Regions from separate parts of the Mus musculus genome. Here region 2 is linked to region 1. Evidence: chromatin loops called from intact Hi-C (ENCODE). Cell type or tissue: left cerebral cortex. All regions are shown on one strand. Links, peaks and the distances in the headings refer to the core of each region. The heading gives the core; the rest is flanking DNA. Region 1 overlaps Chst11 (carbohydrate sulfotransferase 11). Region 2 overlaps Chst11 (carbohydrate sulfotransferase 11).

Region 1 (11,333 bases), core at 3,731-6,230:
GAGGCCACACCCTGGTTCTAGCAGAATCACCTGTATAGACAGCAGTGTTATCCTTATGACGGTGCAGAGATGTGCCAGAGAGACACCTTTATTGGGTTGGAGTTTGGGGTTCCTGTAGAATGTTCTCAGCTGAGTAACTAAGAGGAAGATAGGAGTGTACTCTTGATCCCTGACTTGTGAATCCTACCTTGCTAATGCTCCCCCCAAAATGGCCGTCCTTGTACCCTACAAGGTATGGAGAAAGCACATTCCGTAGAGAAGGAGGTTCGGTGGCCATGAAGATGACACCAGTGTGGGATGTTCAGTCAGGAGAGGAAGTGAGAGATGGAGGGACGGAAGATACTGTCAGGGAAAGAAGCTGGAAAACAAGCCTGTGACTCACAAGCCAAGGCCTTGCCTCTGAGCTGCAGACGTACCCTGAGGCATCCAGTTTAGTCCTGTGGTATATTAGTCAGGGTTTTCTATAAGAGCAGAACTCAGAGAATGAGTCTTTGTATACATAGAGGGATTTATTAGAGTGGCTTGCAGGCTGTGGTCCAAGTAGTTCAACAATGGCAGTTTACCATTAGAAGGGCCAAGAACCCGGTAGTTGTTCAGTCCGCAAGGCTTGATGTCTCAATCAGTTTTCAGTGTACACTGGAATCCCGAAGAAGCAGGCTCTAATGCCAGAGAAAGAATCACTTGCCAGCAAGAGGGAGGGCAAGCAGGCAAAGAGAGCATGTCCTTCTTCCATGTCCTTTATATGGCTGACAGCAGAAGGAATAGCCCAGATGAAGGATGGACCTTCCCACCTCAGAAGATCTGGATTAAAGACATGTCTTTCCACCTCAACGATTGAATGGGAAAAAAACAAAACAAAACTGTGTTGCAGGTTATCATCCCCTTGGGTTTTAGTTAACTCCAGATAGAGTAAAGTTGACAAGCAAGGATAGCCATCACACATGGATTTCCAGATGTTTCTGGTTAAAAGAGTCCAAAGACCAGAGACAATGCCTTGCCCTTCTGGGTTCTGGCCCACTTTGGAGAGTGTCCCAGGATTACTGGGCTATAGCCAAGTTCTTGAGAGATGCACGGGTCTCTTGCTGAGTGCATCTGGAGAGCCTGTGAGGGCCAAAAGGGAGTTCAGTCCTAACCCCACCCAGGTATCTGTGAAAGACAGGGCCTAGCCCTGCAAACCCATAGTTGTGCTAGGAGCTGTATGCTCACCATCCTGAAGCTCTGGCCTGCAGCAGCTAGAAGGAAACACACCCTAAGCTGCCTAAAGGTCCTCATTGTGTGTCTTGATGGGTAAACTATGTCTTTGGAAGACTAGAAGGCAAAATCATGCTCAGCGGGGCTGCAAACAGCTTAGAGGGAAAACCTGGATATCCCTCTAACATTAGGATGCATCCCACTGAGCAGGTTCTGTGCACTGACTTCAGGAAAAGTTATGAATTTGGTGTCTCCTGTGAGGTTTAGTTAAATTGTGCTGTGTGACTTTTCCTGCACAGGTGTGGACCCCAGTTAGCATATTAATGACAGACCAAAGAAACAACTCTGCCCAAACTAGCTGAGTGAATGGATGAGGTCATTGGAGTTAGTTATGTAAGTATGGATGAGAGGTTCTGTACAGGAATGTGGATAACTCAGAGGCAGCCACATCACCAAAAAGCCCACCACTGCATAAATGACAACTCACAAGAGCTCTATGCACAACTTTCAGGCAGCCTCAGAGAGTCCCCTCTCCCCAGCAATTGTTATGCCTCACAGAACAAGGGGCCTTGCAAGTCTTCTCTGTTTTAGGGACTTCCTGAGACTTGTGAGTTTCCTTTACTTCCTAAATCCTCCAAGTTTTCTTTGCTGACCTTGCTCCTGGAGGGAATGTTTCAATTCAGAGGGAAAGTTCTACAATGCTAACTTTTGTTCCTGGGGCTTCCTTGTGCCCAGGAGTTTCACTCAGCTAGCCTGTTCTCATGGATGGATCAGATAGAAGTCAAAGTCTGTAGCCTGTTTCAAGCTGAAGACTAGTACCCAGCACAGGATAGTAGGGATAAATTTGGGCTTTGTATTTTTTATGCTGTGAGACTTGGGCTCTAACAGTCATGTTAAGACTCTGACCTTCAGTTTACTGGTCTGTAAACTGCCAATCTCACCTCAAGATGGGAAATGGCTGGTCCTTGGTTGGTTGGATTCCTGAGCACAGATCTCCACAGGTAAGTATGTAGTCAGCCCCCCTTTTTCCCAGCCACCTTGGAATCAGACATGGTCATAAATAATCATGTGACCTAGAATAGCCTCCACCCTCCTGTTTCTCTCCAGACCTCTCACTGGCTGTCTCCCCAGTGCCTTCCTCGGGGCAACCCAATGGGCAGAGTGGAAGTATCCCTGCCTTTTCTTGACAGACTATAGTTTTGGGGGGTTGTTGTTTTAATTCTTTCCATAAGAGAACATATCTGGGGACATACACAGTGCTTGCCATGAAAGCATGAGGCCTGAGTTTGTATATTCAGAACCCAGGTAAAAAGTCAGGCATGCATAGTGATACATACTTTATAGTCCCAACACCCGGGAAGAAGAGACAAGGCAGGTCCCTGGGGTCACTAGTTAGCCAGCATAGCGTAATTAGTGAGGTCTGAGCTACTGAGAGAACTTATCTTACAAAATAAAATCCATAGCGGATAGTGCTTTAGGAAAAATACCCAAGGTTGACTTTGCACTCGCATGGGCGGGGTGGGGTGGGGTGGTGGAGACCAAGAGACCAAGAGACCGAGACTAACCCAATTGGGTGAGTCTGCATAGAAGTCCGGCCGCAGGGCTGTCCCCGCTGTTACCAGGTGCCTTTATTCTCCACAGCTAGAGCAACAGTTACATGGAAGCAGATGCTTTCATTTGTGACCATCAGCCGTCCCCATAGGACCGGTCCCCAGGCCCTAGCCCAACTTGCTTTTCAGAGCCTCTCTGTTCATTGCTTTGACACAGAAAATGGCACTCAGAGTGAAAAAAAAACAAAAAACAAAAACAAAAAGTTCCCAGCACCCCTCCCTTTGTGACCAGTGCAATTGTAATTACGACTAAAAGCTTCCTTCCCAAGGGCCTCCCCACCCCAGACTGGTCCAGCTTCGATGTGTCGATCTATTCCCAATCTATTCCTGGGGCCCTGGAAACACACACACAGCCTGCGGGCATACCACACATTGAATCAGCCAAGGTCTTGCCCTGGCTGCCCTATGTCCCCCAACTTCCCCCCACTACCTTTTGGGCAGCCAGTTTCTAATCTCCCCAAAGGCTTTACCGAACATCCCTATTTGGGGAAAATCAATAGATTTCCTCCTAAGCTGAACCGGCTCTTCATGCTTCCTCCTCAGAGGTCAGGGTGGGCTGATGTCACCCAAGCGCTCAAGACACCTCTGTGCACCTCACCTCTTCCCTGCCATGTGGCCCAGCACTTGGGCGCACTCACATGTGGGCGCGCACAACTCCCTGCTGGTGCCTGACTCAACAGCCGTCATAGAGCCATGGTGCTTTGGGGCCCATTTTACAAATGAGCACACAGAGGCCCAAGGAGGGAGTCTGGCCCAGCCTCTCTCCTAATCCCCTCATTTTCATCAGCCTGCCACTGCCCAAAGGATCACTCTCTTCCTGAAGGCCACTCATCTGGCCCGCTCTCAGGGACTGGCTACTTAGCTGTCCAGCGTACTGACTTCCTATGTAGGAAACTAGACCCAGGGGAGACACCCCACTAGACAGTTGGCCCCTGTAGAGTCTGGTGTGAACAAAAGTGCCTAAGCTTCTCTCATCTTCTACCCTGAACCCCCCACCCCACCCCTACCAATATCCTTCTGTCCTAGCTCTCCCAAGTGAGGCAGAGAAGCCAAAGGACAAGGACCATAGACCACTCAGAGGTTGGGTTAGGGTTAAATATTATATCCTGAAATAGATTCGTTTTGTCTCTCCTGTTAGCCCAAGCAGAGGCACTGTCCTTTAAAAGAGAACCTGCCATTTTCAGGTTTTTTTGCTCATTTTAATGAGTTCCCAAATCAGGCCAGCCCAGGAGAGCCTAGCCCACATTCCCTGCCTTGGTGACGAAAGTAGGCCACCTGCTCCCGCTGAGTTTCTGAACTTGCAGCCATCCGGACTCTACACTCCACGGGTTTCACAGAAATGTCCCCTGAGAGCTTGGGAGACCGGCTCAGTCAGCAGCAGCCTGAGAACCTGTGCTCAGTTCCTGGAACCCACGTAAAAAGCTGGGCACGTGGGGCTGGAGAGATGGCTCAGCACTTAAGAGCACAGGCTGTACTTCCAGAGGTCCTGAGCTCAATTCCCAGCAACCACACAGTGGCTCGGAGCCATCTGTAATGGGATCTGATTCATTAGAAGCTGAGACAGACTGGCAGCTTCTGACCCATGTGATGCTGTCTTTAAAAGAGGGGGAGGAAGCGGCACCTGAAGGAGCAGGGGTTACCCTCTGGTTTTCTCTGTGTGCACAGGCACACACGCGCACCTGCAAACAAATGAACCATAGTAGGGAGGGCAAAGGAGAGGGGGTATTTTCCTCGGTGCACAGAGGTGGCCTAGAACCACATACATAGCAGTAAGCCCCTTGGCTGACTCGTCCCATGCTCTGGCCTGGGATTCATCCCTGTACCTCCAGGGGGCTGCTGGTTAGAGAGACAAGGAAAGTCCTCCTCAGTGCTGCGTCCTAGGAATGGGTGGCTGAGTTGGGATTAGGTGGGCGCAGAGAAATGCTCCACCTGGGTTATGAGCAACAACCCCCTCCACCCCCACATACGCAGTAGCTCAAAAATCTACCAGTTACACGGTATTTACACCTCTGATGTCCTCAGCTTGTGGGTGTCTTACTCATCTCTGGGCTCCAGGTTGTCTGTGTGGCTGTTGTGCACCGCTGTGTATCCTCAGCTGTGACCTAAAAATCAATGCAGTCGCTTACATTCCTCAGCTAGTGAATTCAGCGATACTGGTCTCAGTGGCGCCTCCCTGTGGCCTTCCCGTTACACTGCCGTGTGGATGACAAATGGCCATCTCTCTTGAAAAAGACTTAGCAGGAGAGAGGCACTAATGTGTTGGCACAATGCTAACCCTCCTTCTCTGAGTCCTGCAAGGATTCAGCACCAAGTGCTTGAGACACACAAGACATTTAGACCTGGGCCAGCAGCCCTGCAGGCAGGGAAGGCACAGGCTGTATTCATTCACAATGTTGTAACTGTTGAAGGCTGGGCAGCTAGAGACAGTGAGGCCTGATGCTGGGGGTGGCTTCTTGGACTTTTGGGTTTGTGGGTGACTTGTGGAAGGGGTAGAAGGTGCCTAGCAGGTGGGAAAGGGAGGAATACTTTGCGGTGGTATCTGCTGGGCTGGCCCAATTCTAGCCTCTTCCCCACCAGGAATGGTACGTGGGTAACTTGTATTAATGAGGGAGATGGGGTGTTGATAGACCAGGAGGCATCAGAGATAGATCAACCAGTACAGTGCTTGCTGCACAGGCCTGAGGTCCTGGCTTCCATCCCTAGAACGGATAGGGGGGAGCAAAAAACAAACAAACAAACAAACACTGAGCATTGTGATGTGTGTCTGTTATCCCAGCGTAGGTTTCAGGCCAATAAGAAACACTGTTGTAGTAGTTGTTGTTATTGTTGTTGAAGGAGAGTGATGGACAGCGTCTAAGGAATGATACCTAATACCCAAGATCGACCTCCACAAGTACACACACACACACACACACACACACACACACACACACACACCACACACACACACACACACAATAGCCTACAGTTCTAGCATCCTGAAATCCACCGCCTGCTTTACAGTGTGTTGACTGTACTGATAGCTCATCGCGATGTTGCCCCTTTCTTCAACTGTCCAGCCAGGATGTTATTCCAGCTAATGTCTATCAGTCATTTTCTGTCAGTGAGATACCAGATGTGCATGAGTCAGGCCTCGTGAGCAGATGCCAGATGTGTCTGGCATTCCTGCAGAGCCCACTCCCGGAGAAGAATACCCAACCAGCAGTTCCTCGGGTGTAACAGAGACACCAGAGCTGATCTGATGGAAATACCCCAGGACCGTGGCTAGGAGCAGGTGCCTGGACCACCCACACTGACCGTACAGTCAGATGGCTAAGGTGGAGTCAAGGAGTTACAGTCACCAGACAACACAGGGAGTCAGCATTCAGGTTCAGTCAAGGCTTTGCTGCCTGGTTCTACTGCCAGCCCCTTTCCAGACAATCCTCCACAATGACGTTAAACAGGAAGTGAATTTCTACTTCCGTGGTGTTCACAAGACACAGGCATGGTGCCATATGTTTTTTTTCTGAGCCCTCAATCATCAAAGCAACCCCCAGAATGCACAACTATTGTCCCCATGGTACAGAATGGGGAACCAAGGCCTGAGGGCTCAAGATGCTCAGTCAAATGTTCAGTAAGGCGTGCTGAGTCTCTGGAGAGAGGCAGGAAGGAAACCACAAAGCCAAATTGTCCAGTCAGAAGCCAAGAGAACCTGCAGGGCCAAGCCATATTCTCCCACACACACACCTACCTGCCTCCCTAAAATACCACAGACAGCCCAGCCCTGGGGGGGAGTTGCCAGCCTCGAGGCTGAGAGAAGGGGCCCAGCTTCCTTCCTCCTGTCAGAAGTGACTTCCGATATCCCCAGAGTGTGTCAGTCAACAGGCACAGAGCCTGCCTGCCCCTCTGATTTCAGACTTCTGAAGGACCAGCCTCCTTGGTGTCGGAACCCTGTCCCTTCCTCACCCTTGTCCCTGTTCTGGGCCACCATTCATAGGAAGCCAGGCCAGCTTGGCAATGGTCCCATTCCTAAGCCTGAAGCCTTCTGCACCAGGCCCAAACCTCCCGGAGCCCAGAGACTGTGGGATGTAAATAAGGCCCCTCCAGCTACATCTGGCTTCCTGGAAAGGCGCCCCAACTCACGGAGCCCTGTGCAGAGCTCTTCCAACCTCTTCTGGTATCTTTGCCCTCCAGCATGGCATGACTCCTCCTCCTGTTTCCTGGGCTGACTCAGGTAGAAAGCTCCAGAGGAGTCCTCCCATGATCAAAGCTGTTTCATCAGAGCCGACTTCTCCTAAGACGAACAGCCTATCTGCTAATGCGTTGGTGCAGCTTCAGACTCTGGCTCCAAACCTCAGTAGGAGGATGGGCTGGGGCAGCAGATGTAGGCACCAGAGGAGCACACAGCAGCCTCTCCAGTCACCCAGAACCTGCACAATCCCTATACACCCCACATTATTGACATATACCTGCATCTATTCATACATGCATATGTGCATATATTACATTCACTCCTGAGTGTAAGCATACATTCATACATGCATGTGCGCACTGACTCGTATGCATTCATGCATTCTCACTTTAATTCAGACAAACCTTCGAGTGTCTCCTATGGGCCAAGAATTAGTAATGTATTAGAGGGAAAAAAAAGTGGAAGACACCTGCACCCTGGAATTAGCATGCTAGGAGGGAGAGAGGCCAGAGCGAGTCAGTGGTGTGTGACACGCATACAAGATGGTGGCTGTTGCAAGAGAGCAGCCAGGCAAGGGCTTGAGCCTCAAAACTTGCTCTTAATAAACTGACTGAGTACTTTTCGCAGGATGCTCACAGCCTGGCTGGTTCTTTTTCCCCAGGGGTCTTTAAGCTGTGCACCTAGGATGGGTGAACCAGAGGCTCCAAGAAGGTGTGTTACAGCCCTCAGATGCCAGGGAGAACACCAGCTGGTTACTCACAGACAACACCAGCCCCAGCAGGTTTAGTGAGACTCGACAAGGCTCACACCCAGGTTCCAGTGTGGTCCAGCCCTAGTATACATAGGACTCTAGGCCCTCTGAAGCTGTGGTTCCTACCCGGGCAGTACTAGGACCCTGGGACCACCGGCAACAGCCGGAGAAGGTATAGCAGACCTCTGGGATAGAAATAGGACCCAGCCTATCACCATGATACCTCTGGACTGCCAGGATTGAGTCCCCAGGTGGCTTAATCCAGAGGTGGGAGTCCCCAGGTGTGGCTTCTGACTCCAGGAGTCACACAAGTCAGTGTCTACCAGCACCTGAACTTACAGTCCCAGTTCCTATCTCTGGGACCTTGAGCAACCTGCATCGTCCCCAGTGCCTCAGTTTCCCTCTCTGGAAGTTAGAAACGCCGATGATACCTGCTTCCAAGTGTGTGGCTCAGCGGCAACTTGTGCAGTAGTGTTCCAATGCAGCTAGTAGATATGGTGCTTGTGTTTGCTGGGGCTGCGGTTTCTACATCAAATCCCTCCATCCCTGAAAACCCAAGACAACAGGTGGCAGAGGTGCCAAAAAAGTGCAGGGAAGGACTGTGTCACCTCCACGGTGCTGGCAAAACAAGCATGTGCCACCATGCCCAGCTTTCTGTAAGTGGGTTTCAGGAAAGGAACTCCGTCCCTCATACTCACGCGCAAGGGTGTCACCAGCTGAGTCGTACCCCATGGCCTGGAATTCAGATGTTCGAATTACAAAACAAGAGCCGTTGGGAGTCATTGGAAGCCTCCAGATTTACCTCTTTATCTGGTATTATCTGCCCAACCACAGGCAATGAGGTGGGTACACTTGGGCGTGGGTGTTACATCCAAAGAGAATGCAGACCTCACAGGGTGGACCGGCTCTTCCTTTTAAGATGAAATAGAGTAAAACTTTAAAGACTTCTTAAAACAACCCCTGAGCTTGGTCCTTACACTAATTACAGTTCACTTCCAAAACATCCAAATTAAAAATAGACATCAAATCCAGCATGCCGGATGCAGCCCAAAGCCAGGAGCTGTGTTCAGGACATCCTAGACTCTGCCTTTCTCTGCCCTATACTTTGTGGACATCACAGGGAGATGAAAGGAATTGGTGGCAAGGCCGAGGGTAGAGTCCCTTGGTGTCTGATGGCGAACTGTTCTGTGTTCTGTTATTAAGGGTGGCTGTGAATTGGTCCAAGATGTTAGAATACTGTCATTTCTACATAGCGCAGATCTGCAGCTCTCAAAGCGTGGTCCAGCCCAGCAGCAGCGCTTGGCATTAGGATGTGAGAGAGTTGGAGAGAGGGTCTTTAAGATGCCACTAAAGCTACTCAGATGGTACGCTGGTTTAAGGGCGTTTGTTAGGGAAGAGGAGAATGTGAAGAGCTGTCAGTAGAGGCCATCATGGGGTCAAGGGGATGCCATCCTGGGGACTTCATCTTGGACTTCAGCCACCATTACTGTCGGGAACACACTACGATGGGTTGAGCCTCCTTCTGAGGTATCTGGCACAATTTTGGCAGAGGAACCCTGGCAGACCCTCTGCCCTGCCACATCCCCAGCTCTGGCTGGAAGCCAGAAAGTGCTGGAACAAGCCCTCAGGGTGACACCCACACATGTGAAGTTGGAGACACACCAGCATAAACTGTCACTGATGCTGACGGGAGCCAGCCCAGGAAAGGCTGACAGTGCTGGGTGTGAGGGCTGCTCCGCAGGGCGGATTATCTTTCCATGGATTCTGCTCTGTAAGAGTCTCAGTGGGCTCCTTCCTTGAGAGGAACTGTACACATTACCACCTTCTGTGGGCAAGTAGGAGTGAATGCCAGTGTTGGTATTCAGTCAGCCAAAGATAGTGCACTTTGAAGACTCTGAACACAAGAAACACCCCCCCCACCCCCCCCCACCCCCGCTCCCTGGCTGACTTTTCTGAATTCCTTAGATCATCTGGTTTGCTTTCTGACCACCAACAGTCAAAATGCTTTTCTCTTTGATAACAAGAGCAAGGAAGATTCTCACTTCCCACTTTGTGTGTGATGCTTGGAAGCTTACAACCAAATAAGATCCTTAATATCAACTCTCAAAACTGTGCACAACTTCTCTGCTATGATCTCTTCAAACCCTTTTGAAAAACAAAGGACAGGGAGTTGGGAAAGAATAGGAAACCTAGAAGGTGAATTCACCTTCAGGTTTACTCACCGACAGGGCCACAAACCCCTTGTCTTAGGGTTTTACTGCTGTGAACAGACACCGTGACCAAGGAAACTCTTATAAGAACAACATTTAATTGGGGCTGGCTTACAGGTTCACAGTTTCAGTCCAGTATCATCAAGGCGGGAGCATGGCAGCATCCAGGCAGGCATGGTGCAGGGGGAACTGAGAGGTCTACATCTTCATCTGAAGGCAGCTAGCTGGCTTCCAGGCAGCTAGGATGAGGGTTTTAAAGCCCACACCTATAGTGACACACCTACTCCAACAAAGCCACACCTACTCTAACAAGGCCACACCTCCTAATAGTACCACTCCCTGGGCTGAGCATATACAAACCATCACACCCCTGCTTTGTAAAACTGATGGACCGTGGTCGGCAAGCAGCCATGTTTCCTTCCAGTGGTAGGGAACAAGCTATTTGCCACTAATGTGTCTTCTTTATCCCTTTGTCTTCTGCTGTCCCCAAAGAGCTGTCCCTCAGATAGCTAAGCCCCTCAGACAGCTTGAACTCTGTATAGACTGTGCAGTGGATGTGTTATTTGTGAAAGTTAGGACCATCACTACAGCTCCTGCGAGCCCTGGTTGAAGACGAGAACGCCTTCCTGTAGCTGAGACATGGGGACGTGGCATTAATGGGTTTTTAAGCTGCGTGACATAACTCTTCATTGTCCTGTGAGTGGGCGTTCTAGCTATCTCTCTCCATCTCAGTCTCAGCCTTCAAGCAAAGAATGTCTCTCTTTCTCCACCCTGTTCAGGACTCCCCTAAACCCACCAGGTCTCTTAAAGCAGGCTTTGAAGAGGCCAGGGGCCAAGTAGAATTCCCGTGGCCTAGGGTCCTCTGTAAGAAGCTCATCACGTTTGTGTTTTGATTTTGGTGGTTTGATTTGATTTTTTTTGTGTGTGTGTGTGTGTGTGTGTGTGTGTGTGTGTGTGTGTGTGTATCATCTGCAGAGTACATCTGTGTATGATGTGTGTACACTGGTGCCCACAAAAGGTGTCAGATGCCCTGGAATCTGAGTTTCAGATAGTTGTGAGTCACCACGTGGGCCTTGAGTGAGCAGACAGTGCTCTTAATTATTGAGCCATCTCTCCAGCTGCATTGGTGATATCTTTTGAAGCCATTAAGCATTTCTGAGTTACAAGCCCCACCCTAGATAAGCTAGTTCCCACCATGTCACATCAGGGTGCTGGTACTCATTGATGTCCTAAGGGACACCAGGACATTCCATCTTATCATCTTGACCTGGTTAGAAATAAGCAGAAAAGAAAAATATGTATTAATCAAGTGAGGGCACTGGGGACTGAGTCTGCAGTATTTGAGCCCTGAGACTGAATGGTGTCTGTACCCAACTTTGAAGATGGTCAACGCCTTACAC
Region 2 (11,333 bases), core at 3,363-5,862, 52 kb before region 1:
TTCCTGACCCTTTCTGGCCACAACCTAGTCTCAAAAAATAAAAACAAATAACTCCTCCTCTGCCAAAGAAAGAAATACAGATAGCTAAACTGTCCTTGGGCAGGAGCTGGGGATAGCTGTGTGCCTGGCAGGATTACATGAAGGAGGAAAAGGTGTCTAGTCCCAACTGGACACAAGCGCAGCAAGCTAGAACGGGAGCTTGCCTTCAGCTGGAATACTCCTAGGCAGGCAGCTCAGGGTCATGGTGGGTGTCGCATACCTGAGGTCCTGAAGGGGAGGAGGCACGGGCTGTTGTCATTGTCATCTAGAAAACAGCCTGGAGCTATGTATTTACTGTTCACTAGCTCAGCCATGCAGGAAAGTGTCACAGCCATGCCTCCAGGGCGCCATCTGCAAGCCCAGCTGGGAAGGTGACCACAAGGTGTAAGAGAGCAGTGGCTGGCGGTCTGTTCCTCAGCTAAAGAAGGCAGCTTGCTTTTCCACTCCAGTCAGTCTGTTCTGCTCTGTGCCTCGAGAGCATCGGGGCTTTGAGGACGCAGCTCCTTTAATTTATCTTACAATTTCTCTCTCTCTCTCTCTCTCTCTCTCTCTGTGTGTGTGTGTGTGTGTGTGAGAGAGAGAGAGAGAGAGAGAGAGAGAGAGAGAGAGAGAGAGACAGAGAGAGAGAGACAGAGAGACAGAGTGAAACAAGAGAGAGACAAAGAGAGAGACCGAGCTCAAGCACACACCAATCTTTCCTTCTACACTGTGTAAGTCCCAGGACTGGAACTCCAGTTGCCATGCTTGAAGGGCAGACGCCTTTATCCACTAAGCCATTTTTCCAGCCCCCTTCCTATTTTAATTATGGTAGAATACCCATAGCATGAGCTGGGAAATGTAGTTTATAGGTAGAACGTTTGCCTGCATGTGTGAGGCCCTGGTTTCATCTCTACCCCTGGAAAAACAAACGAAGAAACAGAAAAACATAACAGACCAGCCGTGCACCCCACCCACCCACCCACCCGTGTTCATGCGCACTAACAACTTCTCTTGGAACTGGAGTGATTCCTCATCTTCTGGAGTGGAGGCCGCAATCACAAGGGGCGTCCTGATGTCTCCACCATCAGGACTGGGTGAAATGGCCCTGGAGGGGTCAGCCCTGGGCACCAGCCAAGGAGCTGTTCACCCTCCTCTCTCCTCTCCCATATAAGTGTGGCTCGAGGGTCTCTTCTGTCTGGCTCTATCCTGGAATTCCGAGAGGTGATCAGCAAGTAGGGAATAAGTTTGTATATATCCAGGAAGCAGGGATGGCCATGAGAGGGGGCTCTCTTGGGCTGCCAGGAGAGCACTGAGCCTGTTGCTGGTCGGGTGTCTTGGTGGTGATTGACTTGTAGGTTCCCTTCACGTTTCCATGTCCCTGCAGATCTGTATGACCTTGTGTTAGGGCTTAGGCGGGCCTCTCTACTTCTGAGTTTCTTTGCGGTTTCTTTTTATTGTCTCCTGATTGATGGGAGAAATGTCAGGGTGGAGGCCAGCCTCGGCGAGTGCCTGGGGACCTTCAGAGCCCCCAGGTCCCATCTCTGAGGGATCTCTGAGCCCTGAGGCTGGAGATCAGGGTCTCCTACTAGGACAGCAGGCCTTCCCACGCCAGAGCTCACTAGCAAAGTCCATCTGCCCTACCTTGAGACAGAATATACCAGAAAGTCAGTATAGAGGGAGTGTTACAAGAAATGTAGAGTTAAAACAAAAAAGATAGGAAATACAATAATTTTGAACCAAATGAGCACATCAGGATGCACACACGGTGATACACCATTGGCATCATGTACAAAATGCACGAGCGTAACTGAGTTCCAAGAACGTAAGATTAAACACACACATAACATTTTAGGTAGGTTTTCGATTTTATATTGGACACATTCTCGGGTATCGTGGGGCACATGTGGCTGCGTATGGCCCCTGAGCTGCAGGTCACACACTTCCATCCTGTATGTCATGGGTGGCTGTGCTCTCCTATGAAGCCACGGCAAGCTCATTGTGATACAATAGAGAGCACTTCGTCCCTCAGCCCCGGTGTCTGTAAATTCACAGGTGTCCCCGCTCTCGTTGGAAGCGTGGAATTAAAGATGTGCTTCTGCTGCATTTTAAAATGGCAGTCACTGACTTATTTTGCTGGCTTTGGTTTTTTGGGTTTTTTTTTTTTTTGTTGTTGTTGTTGTTGTTTTTTACTTTTCCCCACGGGTTCTAAGGTGTGTGTTGCTTAACCAGTCAGTCACCATGCCTGAATTCCAGGCAGCCGGAAGGAGGAGCAGAGGAGCGGAGGATGGTGCCCTGGCTTGGAAATCAGAACTCCCCGGGCAATCCCCAGGGGCTCTCTACTTATAGTTTGCTGGAAAGAGTGTGCCCTCGGCACCAGCTGGGAAGATTAGGAAATCGGTGTCTGTTCCCAATCAAAGTTTTTATCCTGAGTGAGGAACAGAAGCAACGCTGGACTCAAGTTTGTCTAATCGTAGGATGCAGGTTCCTCAATTGGTTCCTCTGATCCAGGCCTCAACCCAGAGTTCTGGTCAAGGGGCCCCAGTAATGCTATGCAGCTCCGTCTCTATCAGATGGCCCTGGAGGCATCTCTTGGGTGCAGGGCGCTCTCTCTCTCTCTCTCTCTCTCTCTCTCTCTCACACACACACACACACACACACACACAGGCTTTTGCTGATTATTCTGAGATACTGGTAGCTGTGCCATCCATATCCTGAGGTATTCAGATATTGCCCCAGCCAGGGGGATAAAGAGCTGCACATACCTTAAGCCATAGCTGCAGGGTCTTGGAGCCGGGTCTTGGAGACTGTGGCTCAGTGGAGAAGACAAGGCCTTGTTTCATGTTGCTTTCAGTCTTTCTGTTCAGGGTCCATTTCTTGACCTCTTTTAGGTCTCTCAAGTACAGAGGTATCTTAGCTCAGGTCCGTGCTTTCTAATACACACTGCAGAGTCCCACCGTTTGTCATACAGTTCTGTCAAAGGACACCTTCTGGGAAAGACCCTCTGACAGATGCTGCTTCATGGAGCACATCATTTCTGATCTGTGAAGAACATGCGTCACCGAGCACCTGCGTCACTTAAAGCCACAGAGTATCTGACGGTGTCGCCTAGGTCACCTCTAGGCTCCAGGCTGTGGGCACTAATTCACGATTTCCAGTTTGTTTCTAATTTCCTAACAGTTTCCACAGTCAGGTGGGTGTCCTGGTCCATGCTTGTATTTGCGGAACTCAAGAGGCTGAGGCAGGAGAATTACGAGTTTGATTTTCAGCTAGGCTTTGTAGCAAGACCTGGTACTCAATAACCAAGCCAAAACAAAACAAATGAAAGAAACTGTACTGTCGAGAGCAAAATCTGGCAGAGTTCTTTCCCTGGTCTACAAAGCATCTTTAATTCTCTTTGGTCTTTCTCTCATTCAAGAGGGAAATAGAGAGAATAAATGTTTCAAGCCCTTCCGCCTCTGGGAGCACGTGACCACATGAGTTGTCAGTGATCTGCGGCTGTCCTTACCACAGCAGTGTGTCTGAGACTCCCTCTTGGGTCTAAAGCTGCCACACGCTCTTTATATCCTGTGACACTTAATTCATTCATTAATCATGGTTAGGCATCAACAACAGGGGTAAGACAGAACAATTAAAGCGTGATTGCACTTGGAGGCCATTATTAAATCAAGCAGAGGTTACATGGACATAGGCACAGTGCAGAAACAGCTCAACAGCTGACCCTGTGACTACCACAGCTGCGGAGCTACCACCAGGCAGGTGGGAACCTCTAGGATTCATTGAAGGGGTGATTTGCCACCCAAGCAGAATGGCCCTAGATCTCATCACTCTGCTCAGAACTTCGTCAATTTGGAACCTTTCCATTCTTTCTAGAACTTTCCATTTCAGGCTGAGGTTAATGGGGAACAGACAGTCAGTCAGCATGGGGCTTGCTCTATTTAGCTGATTCTTCTGGGTGACAGGCATGATTGACTGGAAATTGAAAAGCCACCAGGAGAAGAGAGAGGGGTCTTCAGGACCTGCCTTTCAGGTAAACGGTTTTCTGGAACAAAGAGTTAGTCTGGGAGAAATAGCCCCTTGTTTCTTCTACCACAGATAAGAAAGAAAAACAAAAAACAAAAACCTCAGGGATTCTGTGGCGGGCAGGTTACCTCCCACGTCCTCTCTGTGAGCGTCACATAAGTAACACACATTGCATTGCGCAGCTAGGAAAATTAGCAGTCATTGTCTCAAAATTGCCTGAGTTGAAAGGCGTTTTTCTTCCTCTAAATTTCCAGGTACTCGTGTGTTTGAATAAACAGGTCCTTGAGCAGCGGGTCACTGAGCAGCACCGCCGCCTTCATCCCAGGTCTCCAGGTCTCCAATGGCCACAAATGCCTCTGTGGGTCCAGGGGCTCCGGAGTGTCGGGACAGACCTGGCTCAATGAGTGACTGCTTGTCTGCCTTGGCCCAGCCCACAGCATGGTGTCCAAGAGAGGCAGTCCTGGAATAAAGGCAGGCTTTCTTTCCCTTTAAGCTCACAGAGGGGCTCTCTGAAGGTAGCAGGGGAACAGAGTGCTCACTGTTCAGGGACCAGCCCACCTCTCCGAGTACTTTTCCATGGCGACAGTCCAGTGGCGTGTGTTCTGGCCTTGGAGCAGGTTTTATGAGCCCTGTGAAGGGGCACTGGTGAGTCCCTGCCTGAGTCTCTGCCACAGAGTCTCAGAATCTCCCAGGGGAGATGAACAAGGGTTCATCTGCCCAGGTTGGTCGGCCAGCGGCCGTGGAACAAAGAGCCACAGACAGTGCTGGAACACCAGACCCTTTCTGAGTCTGGAAATTTAAGCTGAAGACGCAGGTAGAGTCTGTCCGCTCTGAGGGCCGTGAGGGAAGGTGGGACTTGGGGCCTGCCTCCCTGGCTGGTTCATATCCATGTTACCATCCTCCTCCTCAGCCTTCTCTATACACATTTCTCTTCCTTACAGGATGCCAGTCTTACAGCATTAGGGCCATCCTAAGAGCACAGCTTTAATATACGCTCTTCTGGAAAAGTTCTGTCCCCGGAGAGTCTCATTCAGAGACTGTACCTCACAGGCCATGTTTGTCAGGAAATGGAGCACAGCCCTGGGACCTGGGTGAACACCTCAGAGTCCCCCTAGCCCCCATATCCAGGTCTCACTTACACCGTGGTAGTGAGAGCTGCTCCCTATGGGTGCCAAGCAAGTACCAGGCATTTAAGCTAATTCACTCCGGCAGGTCACACAGTGGAGCTGAGGCACAGAGAAGTAAGTAACCTGCGTGAGGTCACACAGCCGGGAAGTAGTGGAGCCGGGATCTGAACCCAGTTGAGCTGGCTGCCTGAGGGGACTTTATGAACCACTTCCTTTGTTTGTAATAGACTTAATATCCACCATGGGTCCTTTCACAGCTCACAGAGGACCCCAGCCACCTTGTCCTTGGAACTCTACTATAAAAAGGGGACATTAGAGGAGTGGGAAGGAAGGGTCCTGACTGGCTTTGAATTCAAGAACTGGGAGCATGCAGCAGATAAGGGCCCAGGATCTGAGCCCCATATCATCTGTAGGCCATCATTGACCAGCTGTGTGATTTTGAGAATACAATGTGCCTTTCTTCATCCTGAATGGGGGTCTAGGTGTCTTAGGATTGTTTGCCAAGGATGTCAAAAAGGCTGATCATAGCAGCCAATCACCATGAGAGTGACATCATCATAGAGCCAATCACTGTGTTATGTGGGTGTGACATCATCATAGCAGCCAATCACTGTGTTACTGTGAAAGTGATGTCATCATAGCAGCCAATCACTGTTACTGTGGGTGTGCCATCATTTCCCCTGGGAGCATTAATACTGTCCCCTCATCCTCTGCCCTCACAATCTGTGACACCAAGGGGTGGCCTCCAGCTCCTCTGAGTAACCTATGAGCAGCTCCTATGCGTTGGGAACTAGTGTCAGGACTGAGTGCAAATAAAGAAAGTGGATGGTCTCATTAGCATTTTATATTGACTAGCTATTGGGAAAGATTTGTTATTAAAGAACGGCCCTCTTTCCAAATGTGGCCATCAGGAGTTTAAAGTCCCATGCATGGTCACATTCTGCTCCCCTGGGACTAGATGAACTAGATGAGAACCCGGGGGTTGGAGGAGTCACTTCTCTTGGTCACTGCCTTGTCCCAGTCTTAAGGGAAACCTCATTCCTGTAACACCCTTGTTCTCACCCTTCCTAACGCTGCAGCCCTTTAACATGGCTCCTCATGCTGTGGTGTCCCCCATCCATGTTACCTTCATTGCTACTTCATAACTCGCTACTGTTATAAATCATAGTGTAAAGACTTGTATCTTTCCCGTAGTCTTAAGCAATTCCTGTGAAAAGGTCATTTGACCCTCATGTGCAGTCACTACCCACAGGTTGAGAACCTCTGCTGTAGAAGATGCCAGAAAACAGCTGGTAAGGCAGTTTTTGATGATAACAGCTGATCTGTCCCTAGACCCAGGAGGTCCAATAGGCAGCAAGCTAGGACCAAATGCTGTTTGGCCCCAGAACTTAAAGGGTCAGCAGCCTGGGCCCCTAGTTCCCTGGGTATTGGTGGCATTCAATCCCCTCCCTGTGGACTGGAGGACATGGACTGAATCGGTGCATTTTATAACCTACCAACAACTCTTTTAATGGGTAGAGGTAACCTGGCTCTTCTGCCCCGGAGGAAACATGGCTCCAGAAGTTTCTTCTGTTGCCAGTGTGTTAGAGACACCAGATTTGGACAGAGAACATGGAAGCTCATTTTCTAGGACTAGGGAGCTGATGAAGGAGGGCCATACTCAGTAAGAGAGGAAGTCTGGGAAGACATTTCCACTACTCAAGCCCTGTTGGGCTTGGCTCCACCTGCACACCTGGTAAAGACAGAGACTTATTTTATCCTTCTGCTCCATCCCTCCCACATGCCTTCAAGCCAGAAGGAAAGCCGCCCTTGCTCCTGAAGGGTGTCCGACATTCCTCTTTGACTTGAGGTCTCACAGAAGTGGAGTCTAGCTCCACCTGCAACCTTGACCTATCCCAAAGGTTAGAATCTGCTGGTAAAACAGACCAGGTGAGGAACTCCAGCCCAAGGATTCAGAAGAGGGGTGGGAGAGATGGCCCTCAGGTCTAATCCCTTCCATGTGGACTGTCTGTGACATTTCCACTGTTGGAAGGGCTCAGCACTCCGGAGAAATTAGCCCAGAGAGTGTACATCCAATGTATACGTCACTATCTCCTGCTCAAATCCAGGCTTCCTTGTTCACTTCCCTGTGGAACAGTATGCCAGAACTGGATGTATCAATTATCCCCAGTCCCCCATATCCCAACACAGCCCCACCTGATCATGACAACTTCCCCCGAGCCTCAGTTTCCTCATCTGTAGGCTGGAAGGCTGATGTGTCTATCTGCCAGATCCCTCCTCCTCAGCGGCCAGAGCTTTGTCTCTCCACCCCAGATCCCTGCCTGGTTCCCTACAGCATGAGCTCCCTGAACTGGATGTGGGAGATGAGAGCACCAGGCTCTGCAGCAAGTTGATTCTTATCTCAGCTGAACGGGAACACCGGGACTGTGGATCAGTCCCTGTTGGAGGTGACTATCTGTACTTTCTGGCTTTCTCAGAAACCACCTGTTCTTTCAGGATTAGAGCATGGAACCTTGGCAGCGGAAGATGTTACTTTTAATTAAACATCCTGTGTCTCCTCACTGAGGATGAATCAGCTCCATATGGGAGGGGGGAAGGAGAGCAGGAGGCATCTTCATAGAAATGCAAGCTCAGACTGATTAGCTAAGGTCAGGGATCCACATCACTATGGGCAGCCAGCACACAACAGTACCTCTGTGTGCATTCATGCCCTGGCCTTGGTATCGTGCCGGCAATAGGTCACAGAGCAAAGAAATAAACTCGGTTCCAAGATCAGCGTTGGTACTGTCTCTCATGTCATGTATCCTCACGAAATCCTTTTAACATCTTTACGCCCTCAATTTCTTATCTTAAAAGTTGGACACGGTCACAATTATACTTACTTCCTAGGGCGATAGTGTGGCTTGAATAACTCAGCGGGAGAGCTTTTATGCCACAAAACCCCGGTCACCACAGGCAGATTCCCCTCTTTGTGATTTGTGAACAACAGTTCGTATCTTTCCAGGTTTGATTTTCGTGGGTATTGGTGAGTTCCCGGCTATGGTTTAAATTTAGTTTTCCCCCTTGATGGTCCAGTTTCTAAGGAGTTATTCTGATTTCACAGTACATAATTGATGACATTTGCTCTCTGGGGTCAAAGGCAGGGGAGTCTCCCCATCTTTCCTGCTCCATGGCTGAGTGTTGAAACGGTTTCCAGCCTGCCTGGGCTCCAGGTGGGTGCTCATGAGTTCTTGTGAGAAGTAAGAAATAAAAAAATCTTTGGAAACTGCGGATCCAGGATGCTGACTTAGCTCGGGGGTGGGGGTGGGGGTGGGGGAGGGGGTGGGGGAGGTCTGCTGTTGTGCTTCAGATGTAATGCGAAGGGAGGTTTCTGCTGCTTGAGCTTTTAATTGGTTTACTGATATTTTTTATGGCTTCTTATTTTAATGTTTACAGTCCCAGATGGCGACATTTACAGACTCCCAAGAAGGGACTGAGAAATGATTTAGCTGAAGTAGCAAAATCGGAGGCATTGTACGGAGTCAGGATTGTGCCACGGCGCCCACGAGGGGCCACTGGCTTATTTAATGTGATTTAAGTTGTACGGCTGTTCCTCTCCACAGCCGGGGAAACAGATGCCCACTGTTTGCTCTGCAATCAGGGGCTGCCCCAGGGCTTGGCAAGGGCCTAGCAAAACTTGGGGTCAACCTGGGCTGGATTGGGGCAGGAGAAGGCATCTGTCTGAGAGAGTCAGCTGTCGTCTGTGTATATACGTGGCTGGGAAGAGATTAACCAAGCATGTGTTTGTAAGACTGTCTCTGTCTGTAGCCTAGGCCAACTTCAAACTGGTCATCCCTCTGCCTCGGCATCTGCACATCAACCCACAGACTGAGACTCACCTCACTTTGGACAGAACCCCTCTGACATTGCTCCTAGTTCATAATTCCCGTTGGATCTGTGATTTAGCTGTGGGTGATTCTGATCGGATTCTTTTGTGCTATCATCTGCCACTTGATCCGGGTCAGGGGAGGTTCTGAGATCTCATCCTTCCCAGGGTGTAGAATAAGAATGTTCAAAGCCTCGTGTAAGTGATTGTGTTCCGGCTGCCCATCTCGATCTCCTTTAATACTAAGTGTCAGTGTGGTTGGTGTATAGTCCTGGTGCCTTGGTGAAGGGGATGAACCTATGAAATAAAAGTCCTGATGTGTTCCCTTCAAAATATTTTCTACCAGGTGCCCACGTACAGGACTCACAGGAGGGGTGGGGGGAATGGCTACACTTTTGCTAATCTGACACAGAATCTTCTCAAACTAGGAAAAAAGAAAATGTTTTCTTAGTAGGAAAGAGATACTTGAAGACTCGGAATGTGGCTCAATAGAGCACTTGCCTAGTGTGCACAGGGAGCTTCAGAGTACAGAGAGAGGGTTGGGGGCTGTGCTCAGAGCAGAGCACTTCCCTAGGATGCACAGTGTCCCCGGTCCTGCCCCAGCACCACACTAATCAAATATTTAAAATATAGGTATCTGTTACACAAAATATCAAAAACACACACATCAGATAATGGGCAATCCCCAGCAGACTTGTCATCATGAACAGTTTTAGTGAGTCCCCTTCCGGGCTGGATTTTTCCAATTACCCACTTTGAAGAGTTGGGCCCACATCTTACTTGGTAGCATCACTGCAGTGCTCTGCATGGTACTCTGTGGCTTTGCTTGAGTGTGAAGCCATATGGTCAATCCTGGTGAAAAAGATCAGCCCCAGCAGGGTGGAGAAACTCCTTGCAGTGAGCATCTCTGCCAGGTTCTTCTCAACAACATTTCAACAGTGCTCACTAACAAGGCCTGCACCCTTTCTTAGCCCATTTGAGGAACTCTTCTTTTTAAGAATTCAAGAGGGAAGGAGGGAGAGAGGGATGAAGGGGGAGGGGGAGGGGTGTTTCATGCAGGCCACAACACACATCCAGTGGCCTGAAAGACAAGCTTTGGGAGTTGGTTCTCTTCTTTCGTGCTTCTGGGATCTAACTGTGGACCATAGGCTTGCACACCAAAAGTTTTACCTACCTAGCCACCTTACTGGCCCAGGAATAATTTTTAAGAAATTGCTAATAGCCACTGTGTTCTTTTTCTGCCCTTAGCTTTCATCCTTTCAATCAGCTTGCCTTCTGCCCATCTACCCACTCTTGTATCAGTCCTCCACCCATATGTCCATTCAGCCATTCACCTGCCTGCCTGTGTCTCTCTGTCAGTCTACCCACCTGTCTTTCCATTCATCCACCTGCCTTCCTGCTTGTCTGTCTGTCAGCATATCCATCCATCCATCCATCCATCCATCCATCCATCCATCCATCTATTTATCCATCCACCTACCTGCCTATCTGTCAGTCTGTCCACCTGTCTGTCTGTCCATCCATTTATCCACCTGGCTGCCTGTCTCTCTGTCTTTCAGTCTCTCCACCCATCTGTCTTTCCATCCACCTGCCTACCTGTCTCTCTGTCACTCTATCCACCTACTTGGCCTCTTTATCCACCCACCCACTAAGCCAGCCATGTAGTTAGCCATCTACCCATCTATCTAACCACCTATCTATCTATCCATCCACTCATCCAGGTACCCAGCCATCTGTCCCCTCAGCTCCCCATCCATGTACCCACCCACACACACACCCATCCACCCACTCGCCCGCCCATCACTTTGCTGGACAGCTGTGCCAGGCTGGCCCTTGCGTGTATGCTAAAGATGTAGTAATGTGTACTGTAAGCCCTTGCCTCCCAGGGTTCCCAGCATCTAGCCAGCACTGTCAACTCCTCTGGATGTGCTGTTACTCTGTCTTATCTCTCACTGATCTCCCCAGCTCTTGAGTCAGGAGACGACTCTTCCTCCCTTCCTGTGGAGGCGCCTCAAGAGTTGGGGCTTAATACCACCTCCTGGCTATGGATCGGTAAATACCAACTTCCCTGTGGCCTGGTGCACAGTGAGTCCCAGGAGGTGAAATGAATGCTTGCGCAGAGGGAGAAGTGCTGCAGCTTTTTCTAAGTCATTTTTTACACCACTATGATGGTGACAGTGACGACATGTTATTTAAGTTGTTACTGTGTGTGTAGCCTTCTCAGGTCTGGGAGAGACAGCAAGGCCTTTCTGTGAAGACTCAGCTGCAGCTCCTGCCCTTACGGTCTTGGAGGACCACAGCTT

Evidence for each region. A loop is a pair of places that touch in the nucleus more often than their neighbours do. Peaks named below come from ENCODE experiments on the same cell type or tissue, not always from the same donor. Only the 100,000 strongest peaks of a DNase experiment are listed, where the experiment ranks them.
Region 2: a loop joins it to region 1, with 2.3 times the contacts of the local background. A loop is called at or near these places in 2 of 42 quality-filtered maps.

The regions. Positions count from the first base shown.
Region 1 is chr10:83,177,826-83,189,158 of GRCm38, forward strand. All of the region lies in intron 2 of Chst11 (carbohydrate sulfotransferase 11), which reads left to right. Among named protein-coding and RNA genes, the nearest start is that of Slc41a2, 150 kb to the right of the region's middle. In left cerebral cortex, for the core only: a CTCF peak has its summit at 4,977 (motif pointing left); DNase peaks (open chromatin) are centred at 4,204 and 4,963; H3K27ac peaks cover 1,165 bases.
Region 2 is chr10:83,126,291-83,137,623 of GRCm38, forward strand. The region is part of intron 2 of Chst11 (carbohydrate sulfotransferase 11); the gene reads left to right. It overlaps LOC115487465 (a long non-coding RNA gene), which reads right to left. Exons shown (of 3, transcript XR_003949026.1): 1 at 8,048-11,333. Among named protein-coding and RNA genes, the nearest start is that of Chst11, 150 kb to the left of the region's middle. In left cerebral cortex, for the core only: no CTCF peak of the experiment used is centred there; a DNase peak (open chromatin) is centred at 4,558.